Regions from separate parts of the Homo sapiens genome. Here region 1 is linked to region 2. The links are chromatin contacts, found by Hi-C or POLR2A ChIA-PET in ENCODE. All regions are on one chromosome and are shown on one strand. The core of a region is the stretch at or near the end of the contact, and the rest is flanking DNA. Distances in the headings are between cores, read along the strand shown.

Region 1 (4,706 bases), core at 1,845-4,344, 330 kb after region 2:
CTGTTCCCAAATGCAGGGTACTGAGACCACAGATGTATTCTGTTTCCTGTTGAAAAAATGTTTCTCACTTAGCTGGGTGTGGTAGCATGCACTGCAGTCCCACGGGAGGCTGAGGCGAGAGGATTGCTTGAGCCCAGGAGTTCGATAATCATGCCATTGCACTCTGGTCTGGGTAACAGAGCGAGAAACTGTCTCTTAAAAAAAAGAAAAAGAAAAAGAGGTCCTAGGGAAAGAAACAAATAGTGGCTTGGATGGTGAGTTGGTGGAAAGAACAGTGGGTGTTGGGGGTGTTGAACTTGTGTTTGTGTGTGGTGTACCCAAGACATATCATGTCAGCATTAAGAATAGACTATTCCTGTTTTCTGGTCACTGAGTTGTATGTTTTGACATCCTTATTTTGGAAGATACTTCCTTACTAGGAATGGGATAGGGAGGGGGTCACCTTTCCCATCTGTGGGTCATATTTTAAAATATTTATTGTTCAAGTTTAAAGATATAACCAAAGGTATAAAGAAAAATACCACAAACATCTGATTTAAGAAACAAACCAGCCGAGCGCGGTGGCTCGTGCCTGTAATCCCAGCACTGTGGGAGGCCGAGGCAGGCAGATCATGAGGTCAAGAGATCGAGACCATCCTGGCCAACATGGTGAAACCCCGTCTCTACTGAAAATACAAAAATTAACTGGTCATGGTGGTGTGTGCCTGTAGTCCCAGCTACTCGGGAGGCTGTGGCAGGAGAATCGCTTGAACCCAGGAGGCGGAGGTTGTAGTGAGCCAAGATTGTGCCACTGCATTCTAGCCTGGCGACAGAGTGAGACTCCGTCTCAAAAAGAAAAAAAAAAGAAAGAAATCATTTCCTACACCTTCGAAGCCTTCATGAGTTAGATTTTGAAACAGTGCAAAATGCTTCACGTGAGAATCGAGAGTCCCTTCTGGTGGCTCTCCATCCCCTGCTCTTCTGTCAGGTTTTCTTGTAGGTTTATGGAAACCTTTGTTACTTGTGCAGGTGGCAGAGAAGCAGAGAGGATAGCTGCGCGCCACCCACACAGCTAGGATTTATTGGCGTACTCCCACGTGCATGGCAGCCAAGTGGACACAACTCTGTGATGAATCCTCCCAAGAGAACTGAGGGGCCCTGATGGAGGAGCTGCTTCTTTGCAAAGCTTTCCTTGACTCTCTTCCTGTCCCCTAGTTGATTCCCCTTCTGTGCTAGTTTTAGCTTATTGTTTGTTACCTGTCACACTTAGCAGTACTGTTGGCTTTGCTGGTCTCCTTGACTACTGGGGGTAAAGACCTTTTGTTGTTGTTGTTGAGACAGAGTCTTGCTCTGTCGCCCAGGCTGGAGTGCAATGGCGTGATTTCGGCTCACTGCAACCTTCACCTCCCAGGTTCAAGAGATTCTCCTGCCTCAGCCTCCTAAGTAGCTGGGATTACAGCTACACCACACCCGGTTAATTTTTGTATTTTTAATAGAGATGGGGTTTAGTAGAGATGGGGTTTCACCATGTTGGCCAGGCTGGTCTCAAGCCCCTGACCTCAAGGTGACCTGCCTGTCTCAGCCTCCCAAAGTGCTGGGATTACAGACATGAGCCACCATGCCCAGCCTCAAAGACCTCTTCTTTACTTGCTCACCCTGCCGCCCACTCCCCTACCAACCCCTGCATGCCCTATACCACCTGGCACATGATACATACTAACTGGGTACATGTTTGAATATGAATGGATGTGGTGCTGTGAATGCTTAGGGGAAGTGGGTGAAATGCTTAAGAACCAACCTTGAGTGGTCTGGGAAGGCTTCCTGGGAGGGTGGTGTTTGAGCTAAGGCCAGGCAGCTGTTAGATTTGTTAGACTGAAGCCCTTGCAGACTTAGAGAGCTTGTGCTCTTCCCAGAATGACGGGTGAGCCACGTACAGTAAATGGTGCTTCTCATTTCTAGCCCAAGGGGCCTCAAGGGGCACCGTGATTTCACGAGAATGCTGCAAGCAAATCTTTTCTCAAGCTGGGGAATTTGGTGGTAATGCCTGGCTCAGCTTGCGGTGCGCACCTGGCCTTTGGAAGATTGGTACAGAGAGAAGCGGCCCATCCACATGAGCCTGTGGAACAGCACTGGTGGGGGAGCTGATTTGTGAAGAGGGGCTGTGCAGTGTACTGTCAGGTCTGAGACCCAGGAAGAAATTCCAGTATCCCAGCTCTCAGAATCACAGAGTTCTAGGCACTGCCTAGTTCCACGTGTTCCCAAATGTTTCCTGAATACTTGGATTTCCTGTCCAGAGAATTTTCAAAACAAACTTAGAGGCCTGACCCATGGCTGCCAAGGAAGGATTTTTTTTTTAAATTAAATTTTAAAAATCAGTCCAGCATGAAAATCTATGATGATTTCATAAGAGAAAGGACATTTTAATATTCAAAGAGTAAGAAGCACTTAATCTTGGAAGAAAGGGCATTCCTATACTTTGATTACCTTTAGTTTAATTAAAAAACACCTACATGGTCTTTACTTCTGTGATTTCATTCCTGGGCTAGTGAAACATTGTCACAATAAAGCATCAGGCCAACGCTTCTTTCGACCCACTGGCCAATCAGTTGACAAACAGTGACTAGATGTTTCAGCCTATTTTGCTGAGGCTAAAGGATTGAACTAGTGCTTCAGCCAGCATGAAAACCAGTCAGGAGTCCGTGCTGGTGTTGGCTTAGATTAGCAGGGCCTTTGATGGAGGGGCATGTATGTGTTTGGGTTTGCTGTGCCAGGCAGGGGAGCAGTGGAATTTGTCTGAATTGAGCTCACACATTGAAGTTATTGAGCGACTTACATGCAAGGCCATGACCTGGACTCCCAGCCGAGAGGCCCACGTGGCGGGGCTTGAGCTGGGGGAGCCGAGGACAGCTTACATCTGCTCATCTGCTTACGTAACCCTGCCTCCCAGCTTCCAGAGCCAAGAAAACACACAAGCCAGCCCAGCGGGGCCGAGAGCCTGTGGTAGCACACGCCATGCGCCGCACAGCAAGGGCGCCTTGGCTCGGCTTGAGGCCTGTCATGAAGCCCTCAGCCCTCTGCCTCCTCCCAGAGCTTCTCCCCACCACCCCAGGCAGTGGCTCTGAAACCTGGTCGCAGGTCTGCATGATTCTGAACAGAGGTAGTCGTTGCCTTCCTGGAGTCTGAGCTCTCTGGAGTTTCTCACTGGGACAGAGCCAGGTGTGTAGCAGAGCATGGTCCCTGCAGTATGGCAGGAGGTGTGCAGGGCATTCAGGAGGCCTCCTGGCTGGCACTCGACCCAATTAGTCATTCAACGCCAGGTCTGGGGCTGCTGTCTGTTGTCTCAAAGGTGTGAGCTGCAAGATCCTTAGAGTTGTGGAGAAAAAATTGCCAGATTGGCAAGAAGGGCAGGATTGGGGGTCAAGGTGTCTCAGTGTGTTGGAAGCATGATGGGGGTTGTGCAAGGGGCACAGCGAGTTCAGAAGGGAGCAGGAGAGTGAGAAGAGGCTGTTCAGTGATAAAGCTCTGCACAGAGCCATTGGAGGAGCAAGCTCCTTGACCATCCTTAAACCAGGGTAATTTTCATTTAGGTTCTGCCACACGCTCAGCAGGGAACTCCTGGAAGGCAGGATTTGTCTTGTCCATCCTCCCTCCCTACCTCAACCCACTCCTCCTTGGGCTGGCACACAGTAGGTACCCAGAAAGTATCAATTGAAACAAATTGAAAGTGGTCTTGATACATATCACAGGGCAAGTTTGCAGTTAACAGACATTTCAGAGTAAAGACTCTCTGGCTTGGTGCTCGATCGGCTTCTGTGGGTTGTCAGCATGCTGTGGACAGCCCCGGCATGGGAGCGAGTGGGCGTGTGTGTGTGTGTATGTGAGGGTGAGAGAGCGTTAGTGTGTGTGTTGGGGTTGGGGAGAGAGGAGGGGGAATAGAAGATGGACCACCCGGGTATCAGCTTCTGCCCTGGGGAGATGGTGGTGTCAGTTGCTGAGGGAATCCTGAGAAGCAGGTCTGGCTGTAGGTGGTGATGGTGGTGGGGTTGCATGAGAATCCATTTGGGGCAGGTTGAATTTGAGGTGCCCATGACATATGGCTAGCCATGTTCTGTTGGCTGTGAGGTCAGGAGAGAGACATGAGATGGAAACAGAGGTTTGGGAACTGTCATGTGCTTAAACCAAAGACCTGGGTATAGGGAGAGTGAGAAGAGAAGGGGGCAAAGATGGACATCCAAGAAAGAAGCTGAGAAAGCCTAGGAATTTGAGGTAAGAGGAGACGTAGGTAAATGTGACGCTTGGTGATCAAGGCTTCTTTCCACCTCTCCTATGCTGGACACTCACGTCTCCTGTCTGCTTGGAAATTCATGCTGAGGGCAGGGAAGGTGGGAGCAAGGATTTGTCTAAAGATCTTGCTTTGGATCCCTGCACTCCTCCTGGTTTACCAAGTGTCACTGGACACGTCAGGGCGTTCTGAGACCTTAGAGAGCATCCAGTCCTGTCCCTGCAGTTTACAAATGAGGAAACCAGTACCCTGAGAGTGGCTGTACTATCCACTCTCAGGATACCAAAGATCATCTGGAAAGTCACTGGTGGAGCTGGACCGGGGCCCAGGCATCTCTTCTCCTGTCCGGGGCTCTTGACTTCAGGACCACCTTTCTGAAACCCATGATGGGGCAACACCAGGACACTTTCCAGCCTGCAGGTGTCTGTCCCGCGGAAGCGAGCCA
Region 2 (4,828 bases), core at 1,351-3,850:
GAGGCTGAGGTGAGCGGATCACTTGAGGTCAGGAGTTTGAGACCAGCCTAGCCAACATGGTGAAACCTTGTCTTTACTAAAAATACAAAAATTAGCCGGGTGTGGTGGCATGTGCCTGTAGTCCCAGCTACTCTACTAGGGAGGCTGAGGCAAGAGAATCGCTTGAATCTGGGAGGCGGAGGTTGCAGTGATCTAAGATTGCACCTCTGCACTCCAGCCTGGGTGACAGAGCAAGACTCTGTCGCAAAAAAAAAAAAATAAAATAAAATAAAAAGAAGGAATAGCAAGTGAAGGGCCATATTGATCATGACTTTATGGAAGTTGAAGTTTGTGTTTAGTTTTAAGTACAATTGGAAGACACTGATGAGTTTTTAAAAGGAAGTGACATGATAGAATTTCTATTTTAGAAAACTAATTCTGGCAGCTGTGTGGAAAATGAATTGAAAATGGACATACCGCTCTTCTGAAACTTCCTTAAAAAGCTATCGCATAGCCGGGCGCGGTGGCTCACGCCTGTAATCCTAGCACTTTCAGAGGCCAAGGCGGGTGGATCATGAGGTCAGGAGATCAAGACCATCCTGGCTAACACGGTGAAACCCCGTCTCTACTAAAAAATACAAAAAATTAGCCGGGCGTGGTGGCGGGCGCCTGTAGTCCCAGCTACTTGGCAGGCTGAGGCAGGAGAATCACTTGAACCCGGGAGGTGGAGCTTGCAGTGAGCCGAGATCGTGCCACTGCACTCCGGCCTGGGCGACAGAGTGAGACTCTGTCTCAAAAAATAAATAAATAAATAAATAATAAATAATAAAAAAGCTATTGTATAAACTGACCTGCACTGTTTGAAGTCAGAATAGTGATTGTTGGGGGCAGAGTTACTAGAGGGCAGCATGAGGGGAGATTCTGAAGGTGCAGGAAATGTTCTGCTTATTTTCTGGGAGCTGACTATATGAGTATGTTTGGTTTGTTAGTATTCAAGCTTTACACTTGGGATATGTACATTTTTCCTTATGTATATTGTACTTCAATACAAATTTTTAGACTGGGCACGGTGGCTCACCCCTGTAATCCCAGCATTTTGGGAGACTGAGGAGGGCAGATCACTTGAGGCCAGAGTTTGAGATCAGGCTGGCCATCATGGTGAAACTCTGTCTCTACTAAAAATACAAAAATTGGCCTGGTGTGTTGGCGCATGCCTGTAATCCCAGCTACTTGGGAAGCTGAGCCACAATAATCAATTGAACCAGGAGGTGGATGTTGCAGTAAGCTGAGATCGACCCACTGCACTCTAGCCTGGGCAACAGAGGGACACTCACTCTCTCTCAAAAAAAAAAAAAAAAAAAAAAAAAAAAAATATATATATATATATATATATATATATATATATATATATTATATGGTAATAGTTGAATTTAGATGATCCTGCATTAGGAAATAAAATGAAACATATAACGGTTATTACTGGAATAACTGACAAAATTTAAAGATGGAATTTGTATACTAGTATTGAATCACGATTAAATTTCCTTAATTTCATAATCGGGCTGTGCTTACATAAGAGGTAGTCCTTGATCTTAGTAGATACATACCTAAGTATTTAGGGAGATGTGTGATTGGTTTTCAAATGGTTTTGCAAAATAATATGTAAATACATAGGTAAAGATAAACTTGGCAAAATAGTAACACTAAGTGAATCTAGGTGAAGAGTATATGCGCATTCATTATATTATTCTTGCAACATTTGTTTTAAATTTTTAATAGTTTAAAAATAGGCCGGGAGCAGTGGCTCAGGCCTGTAATCCCAGCATTTCGGGAGGCCAAGGTGGGCGGGTCACTGGCAGTCAGGAGTTTGAGACCAGCCTAGGCAACATGAGGAAACCCCATCTCTAGTGAAAATACAAAAATTAGACGGGTGTGATGGTACCTGCCTGTAATCCCAGCTCCTCAGGAGGCTGAGGCACGAGAATCGCTTGAGCCTGGGAGAGGGAGGATGCAGGGAGCTGAGATCGTGCCACTGCACTCCAGCCTGGGCGACAGAGCAAGACTACTCCAAAAATAAATAAATAAATAAATAAATAAATAAATAAATAAATAAATAAAAATAACTAAATTACTTGAAATTGTAATAAGCTAAGTAATAAGTAAAAACTGGAGAAAAGTCATAACAATAATTCGGGAACAAGATGATGTGACGGGCTAAACCTGGCAGTGAAGACACAGAAAAATGAATAAATTCAAGGTATGTTTTGGAGGTAGAACTGACAAGATTTGTTAACTGATAAGGTGTAGCAAATAAAGAAAAAGGGAGGAATAACTGCTGTAAACAAACCTGACCAAAAGGAACAAACTAGCTCCGCCCTTCCCGATTGCAGCCACGCGAAGGAAGTGAGGAAAAGAAAGCAAAGGCCTAGCTACGGGCAGGCTTCCGTTCTAGCGTCGCGAAGAGGCCGTAAAGCACAGAAACCCGTTTGTCCCCTCCCCTAATGGGCGGGCCTTGAGACTGCCCGGCCAATGGCAAGCGAGTAATCGACTGATAATCCAATAGCTCTGGAGTGGGTGGAGTCCTGAGGAATTGGGGTGGGCTGGACTTGGGCCTGGAGTTAGGCATTTCCGCCCACGTGGGAAGCTATGAGGTATAGACCCGGCTAGAATCTGAAGTGCGGGAGAGTGCTGGACCCTGAGTGATGGGGCCGGCGCCAGCTGGAGAGCAGCTTCGCGGAGCGACTGGAGAGCCAGAGGTGGGTTGAGCCATCGGGGAGGAACAGAGGCTCAATGTGCGCTCCCTTGGCTGCAGGGCCCGAGATGGCGTGATCTGACAGCTTGCGGGTGAAAGCCATGCCGGCGGCCCATTCTGGAGGATGTTTCCAGCCAGTGGCACTGAGACAGGGCTTGCTAGGGGTGATGGAACCTGGCAGTATTTGGTTAGAAGCAGTGAAGCCGGTAGAGCCTCTGCTCTCTTCTGGAGCTCTGCACCTCAAAGTTGAAGAGACCCACACTTGGGTCGTTTCTTTTATTTGGTGGTCCTTGACGATAAGCGGGATCTTCCTCCACAGAATTTGTGTCCAGTTCTGTGCTCCCCGCTGTAGCGGAGGGCATACGGTGCCTCTCCTGGAGCGCTCCAGTAAGGCTCTCTGGGATGAGAGGCATCGTGGAGCGGATGGGCCCACGGCTGTAGGGGAAAAGGTTTGGGATCCTGCACGCTTGCCTTTGAAGCCTGCTCATAGTACGGGTGTACCAGTTGTGGAACCTCGAGTGAATAGTGGGACTTCAAGTGTCTTCAAGAATTATTTTGAGGATTTAATGACTTGCTAAATGTGTCCTCTGGGGTCCAGTCGGTTCTAGCTCCTTCCATCAGTGAGTATTTAGTGTAAACTGAGGCAGTCAGGTCTTCCTAGAGGAGGTGGAACCTGGCAGGATTTGGTTGGAGCGAGAATGGGAAAGACATTTGAGAAGTCCCAGGCCTATATCAGCAGAAGAGGAAACTTCCTGAAAATACAAGGGGCCTGGGCATTACTTAGGGCAGGGCTCAGTCAGCTTCTTTTTTTTTTTTTTTTTTTTGACAGTCTTGCTCTGTTGCCCAGGCTAGAATGCAATGGCACGATCTCGGCTCACTTCAGCCTCTGCCTCCTGGGTTCAAGTGATTTTCCTGCCTCAGTCTCCCGCGTAGCTGAGATTACAGGCATGTGCCACCACACCTGGCTAATTTTTGTATTTTTAATAGAGACGGAGTTTCCCCATGTTGGCCAGGCTGATTTCGAACTCCTGACTTCAGCTGATCCGCCCAGCTCCACCTCCCAAACTGCTGGGATTACAGGCGTCAGCCACCGTGTCCAGCCTGGGCCCAGTCAGCTTCTATCACTACCAATTCCAAACAGAGCTCCATGCTTGTGGTGTCAGGTAGACAGGAGAGCTCTTAACTCAAGGAATTTTCGGCTCAGCGCTCAGTGATGTTCATCCAAGTAACGATTCTCCTGAGTTTTACAAAATCTGACTCCTACTCAAAAGAGGGACAGAGCAGGTGAAGCTTTTACCCACAACCTATCATGGTGGCACTTTAGGCAGCAGATGCTAGATACCTATTACCTCAAAATGGCTTCTCCCTCACTGGCCACAGGTGATGGAACCAGCCCTGGAAGGCACAGGCAAAGAGGGGAAGAAAGCATCCTCCAGGAAGCGTACATTGGCTGAACCTCCAGCGAAGGGCCTCCTGCAGCCAGTGAAGCTCAGCAGGGCAGAACTGTACAAGGAGCCTACCAATGAGGAGCTTAATCGCCTTCGGGAGACTGAGATCTTGTTCCACTCCAGCTTGCTTCGTTTACAGGTACTGTTGAGTGTCTGCAGCTTTTGTTCGAGGTGTGTACCTGGGACCCTGAGGCTGATGGACTGTCTTCTACCCTCTCTTACAGGTAGAGGAGCTACTAAAGGAAGTAAGGCTGTCAGAGAAGAAGAAGGATCGGATTGATGCCTTCCTACGGGAGGTCAACCAGCGGGTTGTGAGGGTGCCCTCAGTCCCTGAGACAGAGGTAAGCAAGTGGCCTGGGGAACTGGGAAGCCCAAGAGAGACCTCCAGTGGGGGTATATCAAACAGGGGCCTTGCTGTTACTCTGTTTAAGGGTTGGGGTGCAGGGAGCTCATTCTCACAGCAAGGAAGCTTAGCTGGGAGCGTGGTCATTTGTGTATTCATTCAGCAAGTACTTCCATGCCTTGCAGTATTTGTGTTCTTAGGATATATCAGTAAATAATAGCCTATGCTGTAATGCTGAGGTTATAGTTAATAGATAAGCATAACAGGTAAACTCTATGGCAATGTTAGAATGTGGTAAACACTGGA

What was found. A loop is a pair of places that touch in the nucleus more often than their neighbours do. ChIA-PET counts read pairs that join two places held with the same protein, here RNA polymerase II (POLR2A). Pooled maps may share reads with other maps.
Region 1: a loop to region 2 is called in a pooled map, with 4 times the contacts of the local background. The contact joins the enhancer-like site here to the promoter of NOL6 in region 2. A Hi-C loop is called at or near these places in 1 of 50 pooled maps. POLR2A ChIA-PET finds 5 or more read pairs at or near these places in 2 of 52 experiments (activated CD4-positive, alpha-beta T cell and activated CD4-positive, alpha-beta memory T cell).

What each region holds. Positions count from the first base shown.
Region 1 is chr9:33,138,124-33,142,829 of GRCh38, reverse strand. The region is part of intron 1 of B4GALT1 (beta-1,4-galactosyltransferase 1); the gene reads left to right. Among named protein-coding and RNA genes, the nearest start is that of B4GALT1-AS1, 26 kb to the left of the region's middle. RefSeq lists enhancers at 1,865-2,174, 2,698-3,077. Within about 2 kb of position 3,094, at least 30 of the 41 ENCODE cell types and tissues checked have a DNase peak (open chromatin) inside an H3K27ac peak, as active enhancers do.
Region 2 is chr9:33,471,696-33,476,523 of GRCh38, reverse strand. It overlaps NOL6 (nucleolar protein 6), which reads left to right and starts at 2,600. Exons shown (of 26, transcript NM_022917.5): 1 at 2,600-2,735; 2 at 4,112-4,318; 3 at 4,404-4,520. The coding sequence starts at 2,682. LOC107987061 (a long non-coding RNA gene) reads right to left here and starts at 2,384. Exons shown (of 3, transcript XR_001746648.3): 1 at 2,327-2,384. RefSeq lists an enhancer at 2,649-2,988.